Linked DNA regions of Homo sapiens: region 2 is linked to region 1. A link is a loop called in an ENCODE intact Hi-C map of the cell type or tissue named here. Cell type or tissue: A673. All regions are shown on one strand.

Region 1 (8,000 bases):
CACTGCCAAGCTTCCTGTGCCCTCACCCCAATCCCTGCCACTGGGCTCTGGACCTCAGGAGGGCAGGCTGAGGTGGGGAAGGAGGGACTTGGCTGTCCTTCCCCTTCCCCGTCCCCTGCAGCCTGGGTCTGGATGGGAGGAGAGCCACTGGGCCCCTGTCCCCAGTCCCCAGTCCCCAGCCCTGGGCTTGGCTCTTGGCTTCCAGAAGGCAGCAAAGAGGGGCGCTGTCCTGCGTTCAGCCCCTGATCTCTGACCTCTGCTGAGTGCTGGGCACTGCTCCAAGGGACAGGTGGGCCTGGCGGCCTGTGGGTTTGGGTGCCTCCTGCAGTTTGGGAGACATGGACCAGCATCTGGTCTTGTTTCCAGGAGCATAGAAGCCACATCGTTGAGACATCAGGAAGGTAAAAACCCAGCGGCTTAGCCAAGCCCTAAGCCTGTCCCCAGACCAACCCTGGGACCTATACAGAACAGAGGGCCAGAGCTAGGGCTGCTGCTTCTGCTCCAGCCCCTTTGCCTCTGTCCTCCCATCCCCTCAACACCCTGCTTCTCCCGGGGACGCTTTTGAGTGGGCCCTGCCCGGGGAGCTGCAGAGCAGCAGCACCTTTCTCTGAGAAGAGGTCCTTGGTTGGGTCAAGGACAGGGCTGAGCGTGGAAGGGGGAGGAGTCAGGGGCTCTGTGTTAGGATGCGGCTTTCTCTGCCTCTGGGCAGCCTGCTTTGGCCTTTCCTTGTATGTGGGTGTTTATTACAAGTGGCTTTGTGTCAGACACGCTCGGCTCCCCACCTGGACACACACTCACCAGTGGCCTTTCAGTGTAGCGGGAGGAAGCCGGTGTCCCTGGATGTGAAGCTCACACTGATGGGCTGGGGCAGGGGCCTGGGCCGGCGAGGGGGCCGGGGGGAGGGGACAGAGCTGAGGATTTCCTGGAGTGCCCTGCAGGCACAGAGGAGGTCAGCAAAGGTCTTGAATAGATTTTCTCTGGAAATAAAGAATCCTTAGATGCCTAAAAATTCCCTTCCTGTTCCCTCCTGGTCCTGGACACCTCCCAGGGGACTGTTCCTTATTTCTCTCTCCTGGTGTGGGTAAAGGGACAGTTACAAACCAGGTCACCATCCTCAGAGGCTGAGCCCTGTACCCACCCCAGCACAGCCACCTCCGCCAGACCCCGTGGCTCTGGGAGAGCCAGCTTTGCTATTCCCATTGTGACAGCGATGGCAGGCCTGACCCACGGGGCAGTTAGAGCAGCCTCGTGGAGCTCGCCCCTCCCCTCAGCCTGCCCACCTCTCCCTGCATCCTGAGGCCAGTGGCCCCCGGGCCTGCACAGATACCTCATCATCCACCCGCTGCCCCTCCCCGTCCCTGTCCCCCAGCATCGGGGGCCTGCAAATCTAGTGCCGAATGACTATGTCCAGATTGGTGACGATGGGTGTTGCTGTTTTTCTTGTCGTTTGTGAACGCTGTGATGCTGTGTGCCCAAGTGGGCAGTCACCACCCAGCCCTTCCTTGGGCGTCTCCCCCAGAGTGCTGTCGGGACCACATCTGTCCTCACCCTGTGGGACCGCCTGGCCCTCCCTCCCTAGCCCTTCCAGCCTGGGACACACACACACACACACACACACACACACGCACGCACACGCACACATCTTACCTCTCATGCGTGTTTTACCTTTTGATGTTCAGAGTGGCTCACTGGCTGGGAGTCCTTACCTCGGGGAGAGGGGGAGGTTGGTTCCTTGGGGGGCCAAAGAAGGCAGGGAATGCCTGGAGGGTAACTGGGGGGCCACCATGACCCCTTCTCTCTCCAGAAACAGCTGCTTCTCCCCCCATCCCAGGGTCCCACCCCCAACCCCCAGAGGTGGCCCTTGTTTACAGTGAGGACTCGGCCACTGTGTCTCTGTTTCCTGAAATATAAACTGTAGCGACCCCAGACTGTAGAGATTTTTATGTGTTTGGATACATCTGCTGTGTGGAAAAAAAAAAAAACTACAAAAACCCTAATTTTGTACATACTGTATTTTTACTATTGAACTGTATTCTAGTGGCTGTTCATGCTCCAAGACTTTAGTTACCGAGACATGAATACTATCCATGTAATAAGCACTTGCCTGGAATAAAATATAAAACTGAAATAAACCTGCACTGAAACCTGAGATGGAGCTGCCAGCCTGCAGCATCTGGGTCATTTTATTGCAAAAGGAGGCTGAGGCCTGTAGGGAAGCATGTGGCAGGAGCGGTGAGATCACCTGTCTCGACCCTGTCTGCCCAGCATAGTCCTCAAGCGGCTCTGACCCGGTGCCTCCGCCGCTCTGAAAATGGCAGTTCTGGTCGGTCTGAAACTTTTGCAAAGCTTCGTATTTCCTCAGACCATTTTACAAGCATTATCTTGTTTCATCTTTCAACAGCCAAGTGAAGTAAATAAGCCAGACTTAGCCCCATTTTGGCAGATAAGGAAACAGGATTGAGGTGGCCCAGTGACTTGTTGAGGCCACACGGCTAGCTGGAGACTTCGTTGGAGCTGCAGTCAGACCTCTGAACTGGGTACAGAGTTCTTACCCAGCATCTGCCACCCTTGTGGCACCTGGGGCCAGTCCTAGACTCGGATCCAATAAAAAAGGTACAGGGGAGTTGCCCCAGGGATTGGGCACAGAGGGTGAGAGCTTCCTGAGGGGCTGCTCTGGGGGTGCAGTTACAACAGGTCAGCCGGGGAGTCCATAAAGCTGTCCTCTAAGGGAAAGGAACAAGGGGAAGAAGAGGCTGGAGGTCAGGGGCAAAGAGCCGTGTTCTCAGCTGGGCTGGAAGCCCCTTGTCCCTGTGGCTGTGTCTTCTCTCCCTGGGCAGGCTGTCATGGGAGGAGGTGGTGTGGGAAGTGAGGTCAGGGAGCCACTAGCTAGGCCTTGCTGGAGACCAGGCTGGGCAAGGGGGCCCAGCTTCTCATTTCCACCCTGACAGTACCTGACTGACTCCCAGTCCCCACAGGGGAGACTGACTCTGCGTCTCTTCCTGAGGTGGGGTGGGTAGGGGTTATCCTTGAGGAAGGGAGTGCTGTCTTGGGTCCTGTTTTCTGAAAGAGAAGAGTTGACTTCAAAAAGTTCAGGCCGGGCACGGTGGCACACGCCTGTAATCCCAGCACTTCGGGAGGCTTAGGTGGGCAGATCACCTGAGGTCTGGAGTTCGAGACCAGCCTGGCCAACATGGCAAAAACCCTTCTCTACTAAAAATACAAAAATGAGCCGGGCATGGTGGTGCATGCCTATGATCCCAGCTACTCAGGAGGCTGAGGCAGGAGAATCACTTGAACCCGGGGGGTGGAGGCTGCAGTGAGCCGAGATTGCGCCACTGCACTCCAGCCTGGGAGACAGAGCGAGACTCTGTCTCAAAAAAAATTTTTTTAATTAAAATGAAAGTTCGGAATCCAGCCCTCCCTACTGAGCCTGCCCTTTTTACTTGTGAGACGCGGGCTCCCTCTGCTGGTAGCTCCTGGAAGAGCTGGGTCACTTCCATTAGCTCACTAAGCGACGCTTTAGGGAAGGGATAGGGTGAGGGTTAACCCTTCCTGGGTGCATGCTCAGTGCCAGGCCCTGTGCCCACTGGGAACACAGATGAAGACCCTCCCCAGGCAGTGATAACTTGGCTGTCATCTGAGGGCTGTCACTAAATCTTTAGGCAGAAGCTGTACTCAAAGCTCCCCCTCACCCACAGTTCTCACTCACCCATGGCTCAGCTGGAGCTTATAAGAAAGGGGCCTGTGGTCAGGATAAAGTATGAATCCAGGTGCTTCCATTTACCAGCTCCTGCTCTGTAAGAGGAAGACCTGACTTTCCAGATTGCAAAGGTTCCTTGAGATGGTGTTTGGAGAGCCCACTGTGCTGCTTGCTCTTCCCGCCCCAGCTGTCCCATCGTTTTGAAAAGCTGTGGGATCCCCTCTGGTCCCAGGATCCCAGTCCAGTAGTCAGGGGGAGTAGGGCAGGACGGAAGTGTGTGAAGGGTTACTCCCAGGCTAGGTGAAATTTCCTTTAGGTGGTCACAGCAAAGGAATTCTGACTCCTCCAGGCAACAGAGTCGGCTGGCGGGTCGGGGGTGTTCCCCTGAAGGGCTCATCAAGTTCCCTGGCCCCAGAGCTCTCTCTGCACCAACTGGTTTCTTTGGGTAGCTCTGGCCACTAGTTTGCACTCTTTCCTAAAAGCTGGGTTCAGGGCCAGATGCAGTGGCTCAAGCCTGTAATCCCAGCACTTCGGGAGGCCAAGTGGGTGGACTGCTTGAGGCCAGAGTTCAAGACTAGCCTGAGCAACAGTGAGCCTCTGCCTCTACCAAAAAGATAGAAAAACTGCCATGATGGGGGCCTGCATCCCTGGCTACTTGGGAGGCTGAGTTGGGAGGATCGCTTGAGCCTAGGAGTTCAAGGCTGCAGTGAGCCATGATCATACCATTGCACTCCATTCTGGGAGAGATAGCAAGACTCTGTGTCTGTCTATCTGTCTGTCTCTCTCTCTGTATAATAAAGCTGGGTTCAGCCTGCTAGGACCATGGGCTGGGGTCTTCAGCTTTGAGTGAGTGGAAAACAGGCCCTAATGTCCAGGAAGCCAGTGTCCTCTAGGGTAGAAGACATGTTGTGTGACTGGTGTCTTCTCCCTGGAGCCATCGACGATGGGACCAGTAGCACTCGGGTTGGGGAAGGGCAGGAAGAGAGGTGCAGACCCGTTACAGCTGGGCCTGTCTATAGCTCAGCAGGGTCTGACTCCTCCTGACACTCCCCTCCGGCCTCTCAGACAGTGCTCGGGGTGAGAGCCACACCCACAGGGGCAGCTCCGTTGCCATCAGCTGCAGTGGCATAGTCAAGCTCCAGCTTCTCATTGCAGCCTGGTCAGTAGGGCAGGCAGGGGGTAGGGATGGGACAGGGACCTTCTCTCATCCACAGGCTAGAGGGGCCACTGGTCATCGTGAGATGGGGCCATGACTCTGGGGTGAGGTCCCCTCAAGGGCGCTGAGTACTTGAGGTTTGGCTATCAAATCACCCTGACTTCCTGACCAGCCCACACCCTCCAGACTGGCGGCTGGAGTACCTCTCTTGGAAACTTTAGTTTTTTGCCGTCCTCGCCTTTTGGGGCTGGCCGACTGTGGAGCTTAAAGAAGGCACGTGGTCTCTCAGTGTCCAGTCCCAGAGGCTCCAGTGTTGACAAATGTTGTTTATTGGTCTGTTACACAGAAGAGTATAGTTTCTGAGGCAAAAATCATACACACTCTGCTCCTCACAAAACCACGGAGTCACTAAGGCAGGCACACAATGGCCACACGTGCTTGGTGGAGGCCAAGGACTCACGGACAACAAGGATGGACAATGGGGTGGTCTGGCCCCCAGACAGGCTGTGCAGTGCCCGGGGGCAGGGCTGGGCTGGGCAGGCTGTGCTGGGTGCAGAAGGGCTGCGGGGCCCTTTGTCATGTTTCTCAAATGCAGAAAGTCTGCCAGACTTTGGTGGCTGCTGGACTAGGCCCCAGCCCCGGGCAGGGCCTCCATGTTCCAGGGCAAGGCCTAGCCTGCATGTGTTGGGGTAGAGGAGGAAGTGGGGATGGCCGAGCAAGCAGCATGCCTAGGCCTGGGGGCAGGAGCTATGCCCTTCCTGGCACCCCCGCATACACAGCTCCTCCAAGGGGGTTTCTGGGTTCCTAGGCCTCTTGGCATCCTGAGAAGCATGTGGAAGGCAGAGCTAGCCTTGCTTCTCACCAGGGACAGATGGGGACACCCATGCATCCCCTGCCTCCCGCAGTCTCAGGGACATGGCAGATGTCTGCGACAGATAATGGGCTGCCCTCGAACTGAGGCCTGTCTCTGAGGGGAGGCTGTGACCGGATTCTTCCCCGACAGAGTCACCCTGGGATTCCTCAGAGCAAGTGCTCCGGTCGCATTCCAGATCATCCACTGGCAAAAGCATCACTTCTTACACGTGGTTTTCAGGGAAGTACCTAATGCAGAACGCAAGGGTGGGGTGGCAGGAGCGAGGCTGTACAGATACACAGAGGTACACTGTACAAGGCCGGGGAGGCCTGGGGGTCACCTCAGGTGGCCAAAGGCAGTGGCAGTGCTGCTGAAGTGGGCTGCTCCCACCCAGGGCCCACATCTTCCGACTGCCCCAGAATCTCGGGGGAGCGGCCTGAAGGCGGCCCGGGTCTCCCGTGCCCGGGTCTCCCGCACCCGTGACGTGTGCCTAAACCAGAAGCAGTTTTGGTTGCTCCAGCTGGGGCTGGTGCACGCACAATATACTGGGACTGCAAAGGGACCCTCAGAAGGGACACAGCACAGAGCCTCTCGCCCTCTGCCACCCCAGCTGAGTAGGGCCCAGGCCGCTATAGCCCCTGTTAATCCTGTGGGGCCCCAGGTTCACTCGTGGGCAGCAGTCCAGGCTGCGGCTGCAGGTGGCAGTGGGGCTACTCCCAGATGTGTGAGAGGGGAGCAGAGTAGGTGTGTCCCCCAAGGCAGCTGCTCCCTGAGGCTGACCCCTCCCATCCCGGCCCTGATCCGAGGGCATCCTGGCCCCTGACTTGCCCTGCAGGGTCAGCACTGCCGGGAGTCGGATCCAGGCTCACAACCGCTTTGTTAGGAACAGAGGTGGGGTCGGTTGGTGGCTGGGGAGGTCTGGGCGGTGACTCCCCTGCACCTCTCCCTGCCGGAGCCCAGGCTCTGCACGGCTGCTGCCTCCTGGCCCCAGCTCACTTGTTCTCTATGAGCATCTGCACCTTGTGGACGAGGTCCCGGGCAATCCGCAGGATCTCCTGGGCATCGTGATGCTCAGCACGTTCTGGGGGGAAACGTGAAGAGCTGTAGAGAGGCCCAGAGAAAGGGCAGCAGGCTAGGAGGTGGCTGACTACCCTGCTCTGTTTCCATCTGCTCTGCTAGATTCTTGACATCCCGGCCTTTGGGGAAGGGCCCCCAGGATTCCTGAGAACCCTCCAGCTGTGTGCGGGGCAGAGGTGGGGGCCTCCACACCTCTGCTCAGGGCAGCCTGGATGGCTGGACCAGCTCGTACCATTGAAAAACTTGATGATGTCAGTGAAGTCCATGTTGTTGTCACGGATGATCTCTCGGTAGGCCTCCACCAGGGCGAGGGCGATGAACAGGACAAAGTGCTCCGATGAGATGTGCCTGGCTGCCCAGATCACCTCCCACACAGCAAACACATCCTCATACAGCAGTTCTGCGGAGAGTAAGCGGCTGCTGCTCACCCGTCCTAGCCGCATATCTGGGGCTGAGGCTGGGATTGAGGCTGAGGCTGGGATTGAGGCTGGGGCTGAGGCTGAGGCTGAGGCTGGGGCTGGGGCTGATGCTGGCCGGACTGGCTGCTCACAGGCCTCTAAATGGAGCCAGGTGAGGGATCAGAGCTTCAGGGGCCAAAGTCGTGGGATTCTCTCCATGACACAGAGCCTGGCTCAGGAATGGGGGTTCTGTACCCCGTACCAAGGCCCCATCCTTTTCTTGGGTAATTTCTGCACACTGGGTTCCTGCAGACTCTGCCTGCACTTCAGCCGGGCAGCTGTCACAGGCCTCCCATCTTGGTGCTCAGGAATGCTTTGGTTTGAAAAAAGTTCCCCAAACTATGATCTATGAGAGTTGTAACTGTCAACCCTAGTGGCACTTCGGAATCACCTATGGAAATTTTGTTTTCTTTTCAATTTTTTCTTTTCTTTTCTTTTTTTTTTTTTGAGACACAGTCTGGCTCTGTTGCCCAGGCTGGAGTGCAGTGGCACAATCTCAGCTCACCATAACCTTGCCTCCACTACAGGCACCCGCCACCATGCCCGGCTGATTTTTGTATTTTTAGTAGAGACGGAGTTTCACCATGTTGGCCAGGCTGGCCTCAAACCCCTGACCTCAAGTGATTTGCTTGCCTTGGCCTCCCAAAGTGCTGGGATTACAGGCATGAGCCACCGCACCCAGCCTCATTTTTTCTTTCTTTTTTAAAAATTAAAGACAGGGTCTCGCTATGTTGCCCAGGCTAGTCTCAAGATCCT
Region 2 (8,000 bases), 300 kb before region 1:
CCCCAGCCCAGCAGCAGCTTCCTTTGCTCTCACCGGTGTGTCCTGAACATTCTGTCCCCTCTCCTGAGTGTTTGTTGTTGAACGTGAGCCACATGTTCATGCACCTCTCAAAACAGGGCCTCCTGTGAAGCTGAGAACAGATCGGGGTTGGTTAGGGTTGTGCCTCCTTGTCACCTGAGAGGCCCCTATTTCCTGGCTGATCCTTTAAGCGTATTAGTGCCCTCAGACATCTTTTGACGACCCAAATGACAAGGGGCTGTTTTCATAAAGCAAATGGAGGCCCTAGGTGTGAAATCCACTCTTTCTCCTTCCCTTCTTTTAGGTGACAGGTTTCAACTTTTTAAAAAGTGGGCCAGGCGTGGTGGCTCACGCCTGTATTCCCAGCACTTTGGGAAGCCAAGGCTGGTGGATCATTTGAGGCCAGGAGTTCAAAACCAGCCTGGCCAACATGCTGAAACCCCATCTCTACTAAAATTACAAAAATTAGCCAGGTATGTGATGGCGGACACCTGTAATCCCAGCTACTCGGGAGGCTGAGGCAGGAGAATCACTTGAAGCCCAGGAGGCTGAGGTTGCAGTGAGCCGAAATCACGCCACTGCACTCCAGTCTGGGCAGCAAGAGTGAGACTGTCACACACACACACCCACATACACAAATTGGGGAAATTCCTATATATCCTGCAGCTGGAGAGTAAGGCATCCTGATGTGGCCCAAATTTTCCTCTCCCCTACCTCTAAGGTCTAAACTACCAAATCAATCAGGACCCCCCCCTCCCCACAGAGTGCAGGCCCAGCCATCCTCGAATGGCAGGTGAAATGCCCTCATTTGTGGGAGTAAGCCATTATTTTATTTTTGAGACAGAGTCAGTCAAGGTCAGGTGACCAAGTGGGAATGAAGATCATAGGACATCGTCACAAAGGGACAAACTCCACATGTTCAAAGTGAGGATAGGCCGGGCGCGGTGGCTCACACATGTAATCCCAGCACTTTGGGAGGCCGAGGCGGGCAGATCACAAGGTCAGGAGTTCAAGACCAGCCTGGCCAACATAGTGAAACCCTGTCTCTACTAAAAATACAAAAATTAGCCGGGCACGGTGGCACGCGCCTGTAATCCCAGCCACTTGGGAGGCTGAGGCAGAAGAATTGCTTGAACCTGGGAGGAAGAGATTGCAGTGAGCTGAGATCATCCCACTGCACTCAAGCCTGGATGACAGAGTGACACTCTGTCTCAAAAAATAAAAATAAATAAAAGGATGAAAGAGGAAAGATCGGGATCCAGACCTGAGCTGCGGGGCCAAGAGACCAGTGATGTGCCCAAGTTTCTTTGGTGAGAAGTTGAATCATTTAGCTCGGTGGTTCTCGAACCTGAGCCTGCCTCAGTCATTGGAAGGGCTTGTTATAATAGATTGTGAATCAAGCAAGCAAGCAGGCTGCACCGCTTCCACTCAGGGGTTCTGAGGCGTGAGCTCCCAGGTGCTGCTGCTCTGCTGAACCAGGGAACACACTTTGAGGATGCCTGTCCTAGAGCTTCTGGTGTATCAGCAGTTAAGAACCGTCTGCACACAAGTCAGGTTTCACCAGGCTAGGCAGGGACAGAGCTGCCACAGCCAGCTACCCTCCCCCTGCATCAAAGGCCATACACAGTCATGACTCCTGGAAGGAGGTTTGAGGCAGTTACAAGCCAGCGAGTTACTTGCCAGGTTTTGAACAGCTAACAGCATTTCTGGATAGTGATACTAACGCTAGAACTCTGCCCCTGGGGCCCTATCATCTGGATCTCAGCCTGGAAGAGTCTTGCAAGGAAATGGAAAAGCTGCAAAAGTGCAGGGAACTAACTTCAGGCCAATTTCTTTGTTTTTTCTTGCTTTTTTGAGCCAGGGTCTTGCTTCATTGCCCAGGCTGGAGTGCAGTGGTGCAATCCTGGCCCAGTGCAACCTCCGCCTCCCAGGTTCAAGTGTTTCTCCTGCCTCAGCCTCCCAAGTAGCTGGGACTACAGGCACCTGCTACCACGCCTGGCTAATTTTTTTTGTATTTTTAGTAGAGACGGGGTTTCACTGTATTGTCCAGGCTGGTGTCAAACTCCTGAGCTCAGGCAATCTGCCCGTCTCGGCCTCCCAAATTGCTGGGATTGCAGGCGTACCACTGCGCATGGCCCATTCCTTTTTTGCTCTGGGCCAAGCTCCTATTTTGGGGCAGGCTACTACTCCCAATAGGAGGCAGGAAAACAGCTGGGCTGTAAGAAAGGAACCAGCACATCACCAAACTGTCCTTTGTAGGGCACCTTGAATACACCACAGATACAGCCATGTGTAAAGTGCAGAGCTGGGGTTTCTGGGACAAAGATGAACACTCTTATTTTGTATGTTTCAACCAAAATCGAAAACAGTATTAAGGATTTACTTTTATGATTCCAAGACCACTGAGCAAGATTAGAGGCTAACAGAACAAAGGGGGTAGGGCCCCATCTTTTTTTTTTCCTTTTTGTGGAGAACGGGGTCTCGCTATATTGCCCAGGGAGGTCCCGAACTCCTGGGCTCAAGCTATCCTCCCGTCTCTGCCTCCCCAAGAGCTGGGATTACAGGCGTGAGCCACCGCGCCCGGCAGGGCCCCTTATCTCTAGACTCTGTCCCCAAGAGTCTAGTCTTGGGCCTGTAACCAGCCATCCTGGCTTTGGCTCTCTGGCCACAGCGATAGCCACAGTCAGAACGGGCTGCTGGGAGGGTTGGGGAGAGCGGGCCTGTGCCGCAGACGCATGCCATGGCAAGGCTCAGGCTGAGGCACTCCCTCCTCCACCCGGGGGAAGGGGGACAGCAAAGCCAGTTCGGGTGCTGCCCTGAAGGAAAGCAGCTCATGAGGCCTTACTGCCCTGACACCGATTCGTGTCACTCTTTGTGACTGGAGCTACACACAGCCCCACTTTCTATCAGCATTTCCCCTGTGCAAAGGAAGACAAAAAAAAAAAAAAAAAAAAAAAAAAAAATCACATCTAGTTTTATAGGCATTTAATAGTTTACCAGTTGGTACAATAAGATTTTTTAATATGCAGAAAACATGAATAAATTTTGTTTTACACAGTCTGAGAGCAACAAATCTTACTGTAAAACACGAGAGCAATATTATATACATTCCTTTACTGATTTTTTAAAATTGTGTCAATATCTTCAGTGAACTCTTAACAATCTGGGGAACTGTTTTCCTCAATTACCACTTCAGCAACGTTCATACGAAATCAAGGCTTGCCTTCATGTCAGTGTCAGGATCAACTTTAACTCGAAGAGTTTGTGTTTGTCTCTAACATCTTCAGAGTGAGCTTTAGGGATGCCTGAAGGATGGACAGTACAAGCAAGCAGCTACTTCCATGATACAGTGGGAAGATAAAAAGGCCCATTCAGTCCAGCCGTGACCTGTAAATCCAGCTTGCCCTCCCCCCACCCCACTGGAAAAAAAATCCAAAACCTTTTTCCACCAGTTTTTTACATGTCGCTTCTCTACCAGGAGATTCTTTGCGTCATCTAGATGAACACACTGGACTTATATACAGCTGGACATGAAAGTAACCAATTTAAGTGCCTTTTCCTTCAACAATTTTAACTTCAGTTGCTTAAGGATGATCGAGCCACCGATGTCAACAAAATATCCTTTACCTTTAAATAGTTTTTCTTTAATTAAGTTTAAAGAAAACCTATTTAACGAGTGATATTACCGGGAAAGTTCACACAGAAACAGAAAGAGGCGAACGGGAGAGCAGGGCACTGGCAGCGGGGAGGCGGGGCTTGGTAAATCTAAAGCCAAAGCTTCCAAAGACTACGGCGAACGCTCCCCAGCCCGGGACGACTTGCTAACACTAGTGATTTTGAGAGTAGTGCTCTGGGCACACCATTGGTCACACCACACACAGACGAACCAGGACGGTCTTAGTCTCCTAAAGTGCAAGATGCCGTGACAACAGGCAACTAGGCTCCACGCGGTGTCTAAACCAGTCTCCATGGCATGCACTCTCAAGAGCGCAGCTAGGATTTCTTGGGCACGTTACAGATATATATTTGGGTGGCACTGGAATGTCTGTTTTCACACACACACACAGTCAATAATCATCTGAGGATGCAATTCTACCAGCTCTTTATTTCTTAAGTGGCCAATTTGATTGAGAAAGTGACAAAGCAGCAGTGAACCTCTAAACCAATTAATAAAAGTCCTCTACTTACAATCCAAACCAGTAACCTCATCATTGTCCTTATCCCAGGCAAGGCACAGGGTTAGACAGCAGACAGAGAAAACAGAGAACACAGTCAGAAAGGGCATCAACAGGACAGTGTCAGACAGCAGTGCAGGAAATTTTGCAAATCTGATTCCAGGTTGTAGACGGACTGCTCTCCCCCACCCCTTCGTTATTAAACAGGGCTCATTACATGTGGACCCAGTTGTGGGCCATCCCTGAGATTCAATGTTCGCTGCTTCTCACATGGAGGATGTCTGGTAACTCAACTCAGCAGCAGGCTGTGGCAATCTCCCAAGTAAGGATAACTTTGTTTACAGAGTAATCGTTTCCTCCTCCTTTGTCAACGCAAGTCGCTGTGTGCTGCAGGGGAAGACACGCTTGCTTCCTCCTGCATCGGTACCATTCTCCTTTATTGTTCAATATCTATGAGTGATTTCTAGATGTTGTGGCTTACCCTTAAACAATTCATGCTAAAAATGAATTAAAATACAAGACATTTATACATGTACAAACAAATGTTAAGATGCACCATTTCTATGTATTTATATTTCTCAAAATAGGACAGAAAATAGCAGCAAACAAGAACAAAGATATTTTCCATAGTTTTTGTAGAAAAATCCAGTCAGAAGAGCTAAGGGAAAAAGACTTTTCAATGTAAGCAGGGTTGTGAGGCAATATTGTCCTGAAAATTCACCTACTGTATGTATTTAAGGAATTAGCTTAAGATGTAATTTTTGTCCTCAAAAATAGCCATTAGTTCTCAAAACTTTCCCTTCCAGAGACATCTCTCAGGAATCTAAAAACAAACAAGCAAACAAACAAAAAGACACAAGCTAGACATAAAGCTGCTTCTAGTTAATATACGGCCTAGTCTCTGTGTGTATCTACAGGACGCTAACTCTCACCCTTTGTCTTTTGCAGGAACCAATTTTCCATTAAATACTAAAGGGGACATTTAAAAAATCACATAGTACACAAATGAATAAAACGCAGTTCAGAATTTTATCTTTGTTAAACTGTCACTGTTATCTCATTGTTCTGTTAACTTTTCAAATAACTCTCTTGGAAACAAAAAAAACCTGTTGGTTAGCTAAGCAATGGAATTCTTTATTAATAACTGACAATGGAATAGTGCTCCAAAAGTCATGGCTAAAAATTCTCTTAAACCTACCTGTAACTTTGGGTCAAAATATACAACATATCCGGGTTGTGTAAAATGTCGAGCGGCTAAATTAGAGGGGGACATAACGGAAGTGATTTTCCTTCGGCTGGAAAAAAATCCCCAGAGTCAGACCTAGTTTTCAGAAGCATTAAGATCAAAAAGGGTTTGTTCTAAAGCATGGCATTCCACAGCAACATTTATTCTACTTGTCCGTTTTAGCACTTTTTCAAAAACCCAGGACTAAGGACATGGAGGTTGATGTGTATGATACACACATACAGACTTATCCACTTACAGATAGGCCCATATACTTACAAACATTTACATATAAACAAAAGGTGAAAACAGTACATTTTTATGCACGCTCCATTAAACCCTGTCATTTTTTTAAAACTTGTAAGTGAAACACAGTTTAAATCAATATCAGATTCATGTTGAAAAACAAACTGCTGTATTCCTCCCACTCCTTTCAAATGGGCACACAGAACCTTCTCAGTATTTCTGTCATTATGTAATGCACATTGCACATCCCTAAAAAACACCAAAAACGAATAGTGATTTGTACCATGACACACTCAATGGGGAGATTAAATTCTACTTGGAAGTCACATCACTACACAGTCTAATAGTATGGAGAATACAACTAGAAGTATGTCCAGTGTGGAAAATAGAAGCTTAGAGTATGACAGTATTTTTTGACCTGTTTACAAAGCATTAAGACCAAAATGAAATAAATGAGTTGCTATTAGCTGCTGAGATTTTTCTTGAGATTTACAGTCATTTTCTTACATAAATATACCACTAGCCTCTGCGTGATAGGCTGCCAAAACAAATATATCCTACTGATTTGGCAAATGTGTCATGACAAAAATTCCAATGTATAATCCCCATTCATTACATAGATGGTTCAGAAGATTCTGAATTGTAGCCTTATCATCTAAAATCCTTACAGAAGATTTATTAAGCACACTTAAGTGATGTTACATAGATACACATTTCAGAAAAAGCCCTAATAACCACCACTTTTCCCCAAATGAGGCCATCAAGTCAGGCACCAACAGATAGCAGAAAGAAAAACAGGAATTAATAATCCAACATAAAATGACACTGTCAACTATTCAGTTTAGTGCCCTAGTTCAATTGATTCAACTTCTGCCTTCTTAGGCCTGGTGTGACCAATGCCAGCCCAGGTTTTTAAACCCTATGGTACTTCTAGACAACGTATGTAAATTTACAGTATACAATTTGGATTCACCATGCATGAATACTTTGTGTGTAACATTTAATAAGCTCAATCTACATCCAGAATAATTTACATGAAAGGACAATATTTATTTAAACAGAGCTCAATGGGGTAACCATGGTATCATCAGAGTGCATCCAGAGGAAAAGAGGGAGGAGGGGCCGAAGGAGACACAATCAACGGCACTCCCACACTTTTACTGTTTGATCTACGCTGCCAGTGACGACATAGGGTGCCGTCTTGTGGAAATCTGAAAGAAAAAGAAATGGTTTATTTAAAACTCACACGTAAGCCTGGACAACAAACATAGTGAGACCCCCTCTCTACAAAATACAAAATTAAAAAAAAAATTAGCCGGGCATGGTAGTGTGTGCCTGTAGTCCCAGCTACTCGGGAGACTGATGCAGAACTGTTTGAGCTGGGAAGTCGAGGCTGCAGCGAGCCATGACTGCACCACTGCACTCCAGCCTGGGTGACAGAGCAAGACCCTGCCCGGTCCCAACCCTCCATCACACTGAGCCAGATACAATTTTTAATGAGCCACAAAATTCTAAGAAAGTCCAAATGCCAGTAGTTTTCGTGTTTCTCTAATATACCATAACCCAAGAAGGTATCTAGTTTGCCAATTCAGTTAGGGAAGTTGAGACTCAATGATCAAATCCTGTATTAACATCTCAATAAAAACGCCTGTTCCTCTTTGGCCCATCCCAAATGGGGCTCAAATCCTTTTTCTTCTTTTTTCAAAGGCAGGGTCTCACTATGTTGCCCAGGCTGGAGTGCAGTGGCTGTTCAAAGGTGCGATCCCACTACTGATCAGCAAGGGAGTTTTGACCTGCTCTGTTTCTGACCTGGGCCAGGTCACCCCTCCTTAGGCAACCTGGGAGTCTCCTGTTCCCAGGAGGTCACCATATTGATGCTGCACTTAGTGCAAACATCCCATCAGCACAGCACACTGTAACCCAGAACTCCTGGGCTCAAGCAATCCTCCAGCCTCAGCCTCCTGAGTAGCTGGGACTAAGGCACAGCAGGGCTCAAATCTAACAATACACAGTCTCGCCATATCCATTTACTGAACACGATGTTCCAGGCATGGCATAAATGCTCCGTATTTGTGCCTAATCCTTGAACCAATCCTGTGAGGCAGGTATTAGCCCACCTTACGCAGGCTTTGGTCCATTATACTTTAGTGCATTTATTATACTTGACTGTATTCACTCTCTTAAATTCCAGATTCAAGTCCAGATGATAGTGAGGATGTTTACTCAAATCAAATACAATTTTCTGAGTTTCTAGTATCTGATAGTATACACCTGCCAGTGGGAAAGGTTGAGGAAGATTTTGTTTGAGAAACAAACTAATAGGGGAGAAAAATTAC

What was found. Hi-C counts contacts between places; a loop is a spot of excess contacts. Peaks named below come from ENCODE experiments on the same cell type or tissue, not always from the same donor. Only the 100,000 strongest peaks of a DNase experiment are listed, where the experiment ranks them.
Region 2: a loop joins it to region 1, with 2.8 times the contacts of the local background. A loop is called at or near these places in 15 of 110 quality-filtered maps.

Annotation. Positions count from the first base shown.
Region 1 is chr17:2,378,222-2,386,221 of GRCh38, reverse strand. SGSM2 (small G protein signaling modulator 2) reads right to left here. Exons shown (of 24, transcript NM_014853.3): 23 at 7,019-7,186; 24 at 5,168-6,790. The coding sequence ends at 6,702. MNT (MAX network transcriptional repressor) reads left to right here. Exons shown (of 6, transcript NM_020310.3): 6 at 1-2,149. Among named protein-coding and RNA genes, the nearest start is that of MNT, 19 kb to the left of the region's middle. RefSeq lists enhancers at 1-239, 3,192-3,401. In A673, a CTCF peak has its summit at 3,473 (motif pointing left); a DNase peak (open chromatin) is centred at 3,441; H3K27ac peaks cover 759 bases.
Region 2 is chr17:2,680,604-2,688,603 of GRCh38, reverse strand. It overlaps PAFAH1B1 (platelet activating factor acetylhydrolase 1b regulatory subunit 1), which reads right to left. Exons shown (of 11, transcript NM_000430.4): 11 at 2,989-6,875. The coding sequence ends at 6,802. It overlaps LOC105371490 (a long non-coding RNA gene), which reads right to left and starts at 379. Exons shown (of 2, transcript NR_188262.1): 1 at 34-379. It also overlaps the pseudogene RN7SL608P. In A673, no CTCF peak of the experiment used is centred here; no DNase peak of the experiment used is centred here; H3K27ac peaks cover 31 bases.